Regions from separate parts of the Homo sapiens genome. Here region 1 is linked to region 2. The links are chromatin loops, found by intact Hi-C in ENCODE. Cell type or tissue: left lung. All regions are shown on one strand. Each heading gives the region's core, and the rest is flanking DNA. Links, peaks and the distances in the headings are about the cores only. Region 1 holds the start of MIR26A2 (microRNA 26a-2). Region 2 holds the start of LOC101927608 (a long non-coding RNA gene).

Region 1 (5,367 bases), core at 249-5,248, 69 kb before region 2:
TCTCAAAACTTGTTAGTTCCTGAGGCTGGATCTAGGGTGTGGCAATGGAAGGGATGATGGGGAAGAGTCCTGAGTGGGTGGTGTCCCTGCACCTAAAGCAATTCACAAATGCTTTGTGATACCTGCCTCCAGGGAACACAGAGATGGGAACAGGAGCGCCCTCCCACCCCAGGAGGAGGGAGGGAGGGAGGAGAGAACCCCACCCACCCCAGGGAGGCCACGATTAAGGCAGTGATGCTGAGGTGGGGCTCCTTTTTGGGAGGCCCCTTGTGCTCCCAATTACAGCAGCACTTCCTCTTATTTTCCACCCTGGGAAAACTTCCATTTCGTGATGACTTTAATTTTAAAGCATTCACTATTAAGAACCTTTGAAAGCAGGAGACACCCAGAGTGCAGGTCTGAGGGGCTCACTCACTCCTGTTACCAGAGGCAGAAAGCATGCGCATTAGGCTGGCAAATGGCAAGAACACTCATTCCCCCTCAGCCCAGGAAGAGCAAGAGTTCTGAGGCCCTTAAGAGGAAAAGCAACAGCCAGGAAGGATGAAGGCTGGAACAGACAGAGCTCGGTACAGGACAGGCCCTGGGGGAAGACACAACAGGAAAAGAGCCCTGCCCAAGAAATGGGAGGGGCTGGGACAGCTTAGTTTTTCCCAGCCTTTGGAACAGAAGTCCTTGCACCAGCACCAGCAGAGAATCCCTGAAAAGCAGACTTATGGAAATGATCCCGAGCTTAGCTGATCCACAAGCCATGGGGACACACGTCCACGCTTTGAGGATTTGTCTTTTCCCTGCAACCCCAGCGCCGCCGACATTCATTACAGGCCCAGGACTGTAACTTTGTCAGAAACAAACCAGGCCCAACACTCTGTGTTTAGAAAGAGAATTTTAAAACACAGTCAAAAGAACGGAAATCAGTTATCTGTCCTCTTCCCGGGCAGGGAGAAAACCTCCTTCCCCACAGGTTTGAGACTATGGCTAGGTGGTGAGGAAGGCAGGCTCAGCACCCCAGCCTTGGGGAGACATAGAAAAGGCCTATCCCAGGCACTCAGCCGGAGGCAAGCATAGCCTTTGGGCCACAAGACCTGATGGCCACTGGATGCTGGTCTGGAAACAAGTTCTCATCTTCCCAGAAATGTGATCTTTTGTCTGCAGCAGCTGGCTGGAGAAGGATTTCAGAAAGGTGTGTGCCTGGAGTACCCAAAGGCATACCCTTCCTTTATCCTTGGCATAGGCCTTACAACACTGAGGAAAGGCCATGGTTTGGCAATGGAGTCTTCAATAGTCTTCATCCCTACACAACTCAGTGGCTCTTAGGGTGACAGGAGAGGAGACAAGCTAACTTGGGAAGAGTCTTGGTCTTTCAGCTTCTCCCCCACTGAAACACTATACACTGGGGCCACAGTTCATGGCAAAACACACACACAAACACACACTCTCTCACAGTCAAACACACATCTCAACAAGTTGGCGGCAGGTAGCTCTGGGTATCATTGGTCTGGCATTCGCCCACTCGGCATCTAAGCTGTCCTAAAGCTCTTTCCAGTTACTTCCCGCTGTTTCCGGGCCGTGTGGTGAGGCACTCCAGCTTCTACTCTGTCACGCTGATCGTAAAGGCACAGTGTGGGAAAGTCCCCTACTGGGATGGCCGTCGCTTGGAAGCAGGGCAGGCTAAGGGGCCCGCAGCTGCCCAAGGCTGGTGTAGACGTCCTCTGCTCCGCTCAGCTCCTCAAAGATTGGGATCAGGTTCAGCAACTCAGTGTCTGCCATGTCATCAAACCAGGACTGCACAGGCACCTGGTGGGGGGAAGATGTGGTGTCAATCTCCCGACTGCTGCTTCCCCCTCCCTCGCCCCAGAGCCCTAGAGGGTGGCTGGGTCTTCCTGGAGGGGTGTACTTCTCTGGTGGAGCCCACAGTTCCAGTCTGCTTCCTCTCCCAATCCCTACCGTGGAGACGCATCAGGAGCACTCACTGCATTCTCGGGGTGGAATATGTAAGAAGCAGGCGAGTTGTCCAGGATGAGGGTCTTTCTCAGGTCCCTCCCCAGGCGGCTGAGGTCCTTGACGTAGCAGCCCTGGTGGAACACGCAAGACTCACGGAATAGGCGGGCCCGGAACACCCCACACCGGTCCAGCAGGTCTGTCACAGGGTCGGCATACTAGGAGGAGAGAAGATGCCTTAGTTTGGATACACTCCTGGTCCTCCTGTATAACCCTAGGGACCAAAAGGGAGCTGCTGGACCACCCCCGTGGCCACCACACCCACTCCTGGTTCTTCCCTCTCACCCCTAGGTACCTTGGCCAGGCTGGCAGTGAAGAGAACACATTCAAAGAGTTCCCCCATGCGTCTCAGGAACTCATCCACATAAGGCCTCTTGAGCACATACACCTGAGGAAGAGCAGAGCAGCCTGTTGGAGGCATCCCTGTGATGAAGGTTTGCAGTACTGGGTACCTTCACCAGTTACACAGCAGCAAGGAGCTCTCAACCCCTGCAGCCCAGCCTCCTGGGCTACCTGGCTGGAAGCCTGCGGCCCCCTGAGACCCCACAGACCCGGAGAACTGGCTGTACCCCTCACCAGGCTTCCAATGGATCAGTGGTCCCAACCTCAACCTGGCTCAGGAAGAAGCGCACACACCATGTCCCAGGAGCCATCTCTGTTTCCGGCGGCGGACCATCAGCTGCCTCCAGAAACAAGTAATCAAGAATAGGCCTCACAGATGGAAACAGCCTATCCTGGATTACTTGAATCCAGCCACAGCCTCTATGGGAGCTTTCTGTCCTTGGCTCCGACAGGACAGTCTGTCCAGGTCATGATTAGGTAATGAATTGCACCAGGGAGAAGTGACTTTTTCCCCTCAATGACCATAGACTAGACAGACACCCTGCCGAGTCTTGCTCTGCACCCGATCTTGTGCTTGCTTCTGCCAGCCACCACTAACACCTTTGTCCACCCTTACGATCTTGCACATTTTGGGAAGTCCTTTGGCCACCTGACCCCCCATCGGTCTGCATTCTATTGCTTCCATGACTCTAGCCTACACAGCTGCTACTAGAACCATTTCCAAAAAGGTCCTTTTTCTTTTCTTTATTTACTTATTTTTTTTAGAGATGGGGTCTTGCTATGTGAGGCCAGGCTGGTTGTGAACTTGTGGGCTCAGGCATTCCTCCTGCCTTGGCCTCCCAGAGTGTTGGGATGACAGGTGTAAGCCACGGCACCTGACTCCCAAAGCTCCTTTACCTGCATTACTCCCGAGCTCAAAGAGAGTCGGCCTGCTGTGACTCTCCCTCCTAGAGTAGGCCTGAACTGGCCACCAACTCACCAGACCACTCAGAGCTCTGCAGGAACCCTCTGTTCTAGGCAGCCACAACTTAACTTCTGTTAGCCTGCCATTCCTTCGACCTCCAACAAGCCCCTTCCTCATCCCAGCTTTCATCAAGTCTGGCATCCTTTCACCCACCTTGGGCAGGTAGTGCTCCCTCATTTTAATCTCATCCTTTTAAAAATTATTCATACCCTTCCTTGTTAGCCAGGAGTTCACAGTGTATATCTGTTTGAAAATATGCCTTCATCTTTTCTACAAGGGTTTAGCACATCCCTATACCCTCAGCTAGACTGTCAAAGGGCTGCTGGACCAAGCCTAGTCCTGACCGGGGCCTGGCGCTGGGCATGGCAGGCCTTCTGGGCAAGCAAGCTGAGTAAATGGTCTTTCACTAGCAGTGTCACATGATCCTTAACCTGGGACTGCCTGGGCTGCAGGCTGGAGCCTGGTCTGTTTAGATTTGAGTGCTCTTTACATTGACAGACACACACTGAGCACTTCCTCAGGCAGAATCCAATGGAGGGCCCCAGGGAAGGCAGTCAGAGAAGGCTTCACAGAGGAGGAGATGTCTGGGCTGGGGAGGAAGAAAGTCACTAGCTATTCACAGTGGGGGTGGCAGGGGGAGCATGGGCAAGAGGGCATTCCGGGCAGAGAAAATGGTTACTACTGATTTCCCTGCCTGTTACAGGCAAAGAGATACCTGGTTAAGGTATCTTAACAGGTATAGATACCTTTCTTAAGGAACAGAGAAATGTAATAAATCATTTAACAGTGCTGGCCACGTGAGGGGATGGTGGTTAACAAACGATAGCTATTATTATTATTAAATAAAATGTAAACTATTCTTTTAAACAGCTTGGTTGCAAAGAGAAAACAAGGGAGACAGCTGGGTGGGATATGGGGCTGAAACTCTTTTTTTAAGGTGAGAAAGCCTTGAGTGAAAGATACCAATAAAAAGGGGAGGCTGGAGTTATAGAAAAGGGATCAACTGACAGAACCCAAGCCCTGAGATGGGTGGAGGACCCCAGTACAGGTGAGGCAGAAGGCAGACCCCCCACCCTCTGGGCTGGGTGTGGTCTGGCTGGCAGCTCACCTGGTGAGTGGTCCCCTCAATCTCTATAGGCACTATGAAGTCAGCATTGTTGATTGGCTGGAAGGCAGAAAAGTTAATGCTGTCAGCATGGTGGCAAAGAAACATGAGGCCCCCACCATACCCCTAGGTGGGTGGGGAGAAACAGGTCTTAAAGACTCCTGGAAGTGCCTCTGGCCACCTCATTAAGGGGTTCTCACCCTAGTTCAAGATGTGATACCCCATTCTGGTTTTCCCTACTCCTTAGCACCTCCACTCTGACAAATTCTACCTGGGCTGAGAGTTTTGGGGCCTGAGTTTCCTGAGGAGACAAGCAGGGGCAAGGGCCAAAGGTGATCCAACCACTCTTTTAGGCCTGCCCTGTACAGAGCCCTCGTGGCTGGCTTTCTGTGCTATGTGGCTCGGGGGCAGATGCAGCCTGTTGGGAGTGACTGGAGATAGCAGCCCTGGTGGAACACACAGGGTTCCTACTCAACATTCTTCAGTGGGGCCTCTAGATACCTGTGACACAGGGTGGCCAAAATGCCAGAGGCCTGGCCTTTTCCCTTCTAATCACTCTTCTTTCCTCACCTTTAGGCTGCCTTACACATCTGTTGCCAGATTCACAAGAAGGCCCAAGATAAAGGTAGGAAGGGTTCCAGACATTGAGTTACCTTAAAGGAGCTATGCACAAGGGTTTCATCGAGGTCAATGACCACACAGATCCTTCCTTGATCTTCCTCTGTCACCTCTGGGAGCAGGCAGGTCCCTGGGATCTAAAACCAAGCCAGGTTGCTGAGATCTGCCTACCAAGAAAGCCCAATTGTACCCCTTGGCATAATTATGGGAAGAGCTGGGTTGTTTGTGGAGACACAATCACCAACCCAGGATAGGCACCACTTAAAGGCCAGGAAGAAAGGAGGTGGAGTTGTTTCCTTGGTTTCAGCCTCCCAGTGGGACTATTAAGTGATCTGGACAT
Region 2 (5,367 bases), core at 107-5,106:
AGATTAAATAACTTGTTCAAGGCCGCATAGCTAGTTAACAGCTGAACTAGGCTTAAAACCAACGTCTGAAGGCTCCTATTCCAGTGGCAGCTGCTGTGTGCTTCTTCTGTTTTCCATCAGTTTGGAAGGGAGCATAAAGTCTACAGCCACATGGGTGGGGTCAGCAGAAAGATTGACCACCAAGCCTGAGGCAGGTGAGGCTGATCTCCTGGGCACAGCCTCTCTGCACAGGAGTTCACAGAAGTGATATGATCCAAAGTTGCTGAGGGAAAAGCCCTTATTTGTGGAATTAACGGCAGGTCTCTCTTGAGGTCAGAATGAATGTTATTGACATTATTGTTTGTATTGTGGTAAGGTATACATAATGGAAAATGTACCATTTTGGCTGGACATGGTGGCTCACGCCTGTAATCCCAGCACTTTGGGAGGCCAAGGTGGGCGCATCACCTGAGGTCAGGAGTTCGAGACCAGCCTGCCAACATGGTGAAACCTCATCTCTACTAAAAATACAAAAATTAGCCGGGCGTGGTGGTGGGTGCCTGTAGTCCCAGCTACTTGGGAGACTGAGGCAGGAGAATCACCTGAACCCAGGAAGCAGAAGTTGCAGGGAGCCGAGATGGCCCCACTACACCCCAGCCTGGGTGACAGAGCGAGACTCCGTCTCAGTAAATAAATAAATAAATAAAAATAATAAAATAAAATGTACCATTTTAACCATTTTTAAGTGTACAGTTTAGTGACATGAAGTACATTCACACTATTGTGCAACCATGATCATTTTCCATCTTTTTTATCTTCCCAAACTGAAACTCCACACCCACTAAACAATAACTCCCCTTTCTCCCCTCTCCCCAGCTCCTGGTAACCACTATTCTACTTTCTGTCTCTGGGAATTTGGCTACTCTAGGTACCTTATGTAAGGGGAAGCATACAATATTTTGTGCTTTTGTATCTGATTCATGCTGACTTATTTTTAATTAGATCACCATTTCGACTGCAGCAGGAATGCTGATCAGTGATGTGCCATGCCTATAGAGGAGTAAAGAAAAGAAAAAGGAAAGAAAGAGCAAAAAGGAAAAAGAAAACAGGAACATTTTGGGGTGGATTTCTTGACTGTCAGGGGTACCAGATGTAAGGGGGCGGTGGTGGCGGGTGGATAGGAAGAAAGTGTTACATAGAAAACAAAATGCTGTGCTTTATCATTCCAGGGGCGGGCTGGCATCTATCCTGGAGGTAGATGCCTCTGTTTTGAGGATTATGCTATGATGAACCCTGATAGGGAAGCGCTCTGGTGAGAACAATGAGACTTTCTGGGCATGCGGAAGGCAAGACAAATTGTTTTGCAAGATGAATCCCCAGGAACTTGGAATTTGGGTAGAAGGGTCTAGAAGAGAAGGGGAAGGCTGGAGAGAAGATGGTTTAAGTTGGGACTTAGGGAACAGTGAGAAGTTTTCTGAGGTGGGAGATGGTTGGTGAACTTTCAGGGTAATGTCTATTCGTAGATTCTCATTTGCTTACTGTCATTTCCTCTCTATGACCCCTAACCTTGAGTAAAAGTCTGCTGCCGTGTGAGTTGGGCGTGGCTGGGGCAATGCAGGGACGGGGCTAAGCAAAGGGTGATAAAGAGCGGGTGGGAGAGGAGAGCAGCTGTGGGAGTTGAGGTGCAGATAGAGGGTGAGAGGTGGGAAGCAGGGAATCCCAGCCAGAGGTCATCAGAGGAATCACAAACCGTCTGAGCATCTTGGCACCCAGAAGGTGGGGGGTTGTGACAAGATTTGAGAGAACTGCAAGCTTGCGGGGACACAATGATGGAGTCCCTACTCTTAGGGGAATGGGGCTGGGGTCACTGCTTGGATATGACAGGGCAGGCACGCCAGTTAGACAGCCTGAAGGAAGGAGTGGATGGATTTCTCTTCTTGGAGACCTTTGGCAACACTTGGACAAGGCACAGCCTGGGTAATGAGGAAGTCCCTGCAACACAGCTCAGTGCCTCCAAGATTTCCAGATACACAGAGAAGAGGACTGTGTTTCTCAAAACAGAGATGGAGGTAGAGCCAAAGCCAAGCCCAGAACATGTCTCGAGCTTTCAAAACACCTTCTCTTTAAAATCATCTGAAAGCAGAGATATATGGCAGTTGACTATCTCTGATGGAGACATATACCTTTATTTATTTATTCATTTATTTTTAAGACAGGTTTTCGCTCTGTCGCCCAGGCTGGAGTGCAGGGGCGCAATCTTGGCTCACTGCAACCTCTGCCTCCCAGGTTCAAGTGATTCTCCTGCTTCAGCCTCCTGAGTAGCTGGGACTATAGGATGTGCCACCATGCCTGGCTAATTTTTGTATTTTCAGTAGAGACAGGATTTCACCATGTTGGCCATGCTGGTCTTGAACTCCTGTCCTCAATTGATCTGCCTGCCTTGGCTTCCCAAAGTGCTGGCATTACAGGCATGAGCCACTGCGCCTGGCCAACATAAGCTTTTTGTACCCCCCAGACATAGCAGGAACCCAGTGAGAAGGCCGGGCTGCTCCCACCCAGAGACCCTGGAAGAGCCTGGCATGGAAAATGGGCCGTGCATCGTGTTGCCGGGAATGCTTGGTGATTCTCTGGCCAGGTCCTGGGCTGAGTGTGGGCCGGGGATGGAGCCCTGCCTGGAATCAGTGATGCATCCTGAAATCTCTGGACCAGCCTGCATGGTGACGGAGACCAGAGTGAGGCTGGCCGAGGACATTTCCCTCTGGTCCTGTCCAGCCTTGGCCCCGAGAACCAAGGCTCTAGGCTCATCTGGCTAGATAGATCCTGTTTTTGGCCCAGCCCAGCATCCCTTTGTTACTTGGGACTTGGGGAAAAAGGCCTGGCTTGGCTCACACTTGAGGAGGTTTGCCAAATGTGTTACTTACCATTAAAAAGCTTGTAAACCTGGGGTGCAGGATGCTGTGGGGGCCTGGGCTGGCTCGAGGATGTGCTGTTTAGAAGTTCCAGAAGTTCCCTGCTGGCTGGGAGGGAATAATGTCCCTGCAGAGTCAGAGGCGAGCCTGCCCTGGGCCTGGGCCAGCTTTCCCTCTCGCGGGCCTCTCTGCTCTGGGGGAGCTGTGTGTTTCCTTCTACTCAGGCAGCTTGGGAAAGACCAGAGGCCCTTTCAGGGAAGGGAGAAAAAGGGAAACAGGCCTGAAATGACTGTCGTGAAAGCCCACTTCTGAGCTTCAGCCCAGAGCACAAATGCATTTTCTTCTGTTATGAGAATGTGGAGAGTTCCAAGAGGTTGTTCAGGGGAAATACAGAGCCTCAGAGCTCTGGTACTAGGAGGACCTTAAAGACCAGTTAGGACAGCCCCCTCATTTTACTGGAAGGCTAATTTGAAACAGAATGGAATTTGGCAGGGGCTAGGATCCCTTTTTTCTTCGGAGGCTTCATTTCCTGAAAGACACAGTGTCCGTGATGAACTGATTTCACTAATTCGCTCATTGCATTTTTTAAAAACCTCAGCGGTCCAGATCTGGCTTCTTTTGAAGGTAACAGAGTTTGTGGCTTCCAGGGTGTTTTCAGTTTGGGGCCATAATTTCTGTTTGTTCATTAAAAATATTTGTTCACCATAGGCTTACTGCCAGGTCTTCCTATGCACAGCATCAGGCTGTGCTTGTGAATGGCTGAGGGAAGCTGGAAATAGGCGAAATCAGGAAAATACTGGAATAAGGCAGGGGCTGATGTGGTCTAGGAGGGTTAGAAGGTGGAGGCTGGCAAACTTGTGATTAAGGGTGGTGTTTGGGCACCCTCAATGAGGAGGCCTCATAGCTATGGAAGAGACCAAGAGAACCTGGGTAGACATCTGTGCAGGGCCTAGGGACTCAGGACCCCCTGTGGATGCAGCTGAGCTGCACCTGAGAGGTCTCTGAGGTGGACAGGCCCCTGGTGGCACAGGAAGCTTCAGAAAGAGGAGACTTGCATTGGGGCAACCAGGCATATCAGAAAAAGATCTTAAAAAAAAAAAGAGAGAGAGAGAGACAGAAAGCAGGTGGGACAGAGTGAAGTGGGGCCTGAATTAATTATAAATGGTGGTGGCTATATCCTTTTTTGGGAGGGGCCCAGGAGGCTGCCAACTTTGATCTCATTTTCTGGACAGGCCTTTAGGTTACCTCTTCTATCCACCACCCAATCACCAGAGAGTTAGTGCCTTCTGACAGAAGCAGCTCTTGGCAGAACACACGAGACATAAGCAGCTGGGGCTGGGGACAACACCTGCTAGGGGTGGGCTGGGAAGGAGACAGACATATGCTGGTGCAGGAGAGGAAAGTGTATCATAGCCTCCTGTCCTGGGAGGCAGAGTGGAAGGGCATGCGGCAGGGTTCAGGGAGGGGCCATCTCTGTCTTATTCATGTGGTAGCCCCGGCGCCTAGCTCAGTGCCAGGCACACCCTAAATAACAAAATCACTAAATAACGGAATGAGTGAATTTAGCTTATGCCTGAACACACAGAGTGTCATCCTCTTGAATCCTTATGTTAACCTATATTTTTCTTCTCCAGGATTTATGGAATAATCAGGAATCTGCCTACTGTGAGCTTTCCCCTTTAGAAAGGTTTTCTCATTGCTGGTGTGACAGAGTGCACTGAAGCTCTGTTTCTCCAGTGATCTCAGCATAAAGACCCTCCATCTGACAGGCAAAGGACGGGTGGGAGGAGGGCCAGGAGGACCTCTCAGGGCCCAGCTGGCTGTGCAGGATGCAGAGGGTGGGCTGGTACAGAGGCTAAGAGCAGAGGTCAGGGTGAGAGGAGGCATTAGCAGCTTTGTTAATTGCATCATGTCTTTCCTCCAGGTGACAACACTAGGCCTATGCCTCATCCCCAGCAGGTGACCAATGGAGGAAAATAAAATAGAACTTCAACATGCTCTCTGACGAACTTGAACCCCTGGTACTGGTTGCTCTGAGAAGCCATGGGTTTCCTTCCTTGGACAATTTCAGAGCCCATCATTATGGTTTATGGAAAGGAAGTGGCACTGAGAGAGACCCTTGCTTCTCCTGGCAGCTCTTCTCCCTTGAGAAAGCTCCTCAACTTCTCCTGAGCTTAGTTTCAGAAGTGATTGTTCATCCTCTCCCACTGGGAGTCCTGGGATGGGCTCCGTATATTTTACTCCAGCCACAGGCGGATGAGTGAGATGACCTTTTCAGGTCACTCAGGAGATCCTCCAGTTTCTCAGGATAATCTAAGCATCTCCCTTTCCTTTAGAAGCTGTCAGAGCTAACTCAGCGTGGGTGTGGGCTCTTTGCAGCTACACCACCTCCCCTCCAATATTTAGAAGTTCTTTGCTGGTTCTTAGGGTCTCCTAATCACAGGTCTTTTTTTCTGGGCTCTGCCTGAAAGGCCACATC

Evidence for each region. A loop is a pair of places that touch in the nucleus more often than their neighbours do. Peaks named below come from ENCODE experiments on the same cell type or tissue, not always from the same donor. Only the 100,000 strongest peaks of a DNase experiment are listed, where the experiment ranks them.
Region 1: it touches region 2 in a loop (3-fold over the local background); 106 of 110 quality-filtered maps call a loop at or near these places.

Annotation. Positions count from the first base shown.
Region 1 is chr12:57,821,934-57,827,300 of GRCh38, forward strand. It overlaps CTDSP2 (CTD small phosphatase 2), which reads right to left. Exons shown (of 8, transcript NM_005730.4): 4 at 5,063-5,164; 5 at 4,413-4,469; 6 at 2,294-2,386; 7 at 1,971-2,156; 8 at 1-1,794. The coding sequence ends at 1,669. It overlaps MIR26A2 (microRNA 26a-2), which reads right to left and starts at 2,759; the gene lies at 2,676-2,759. In left lung, for the core only: no CTCF peak of the experiment used is centred there; no DNase peak of the experiment used is centred there; H3K27ac peaks cover 4,225 bases.
Region 2 is chr12:57,890,840-57,896,206 of GRCh38, forward strand. It overlaps LOC283387 (a long non-coding RNA gene), which reads right to left. Exons shown (of 4, transcript NR_148947.1): 1 at 2,901-5,367. It overlaps LOC101927608 (a long non-coding RNA gene), which reads left to right and starts at 3,400. Exons shown (of 2, transcript NR_187681.1): 1 at 3,400-3,512; 2 at 4,813-5,367. RefSeq lists an enhancer at 2,284-2,784. In left lung, for the core only: no CTCF peak of the experiment used is centred there; a DNase peak (open chromatin) is centred at 3,042; H3K27ac peaks cover 5,000 bases.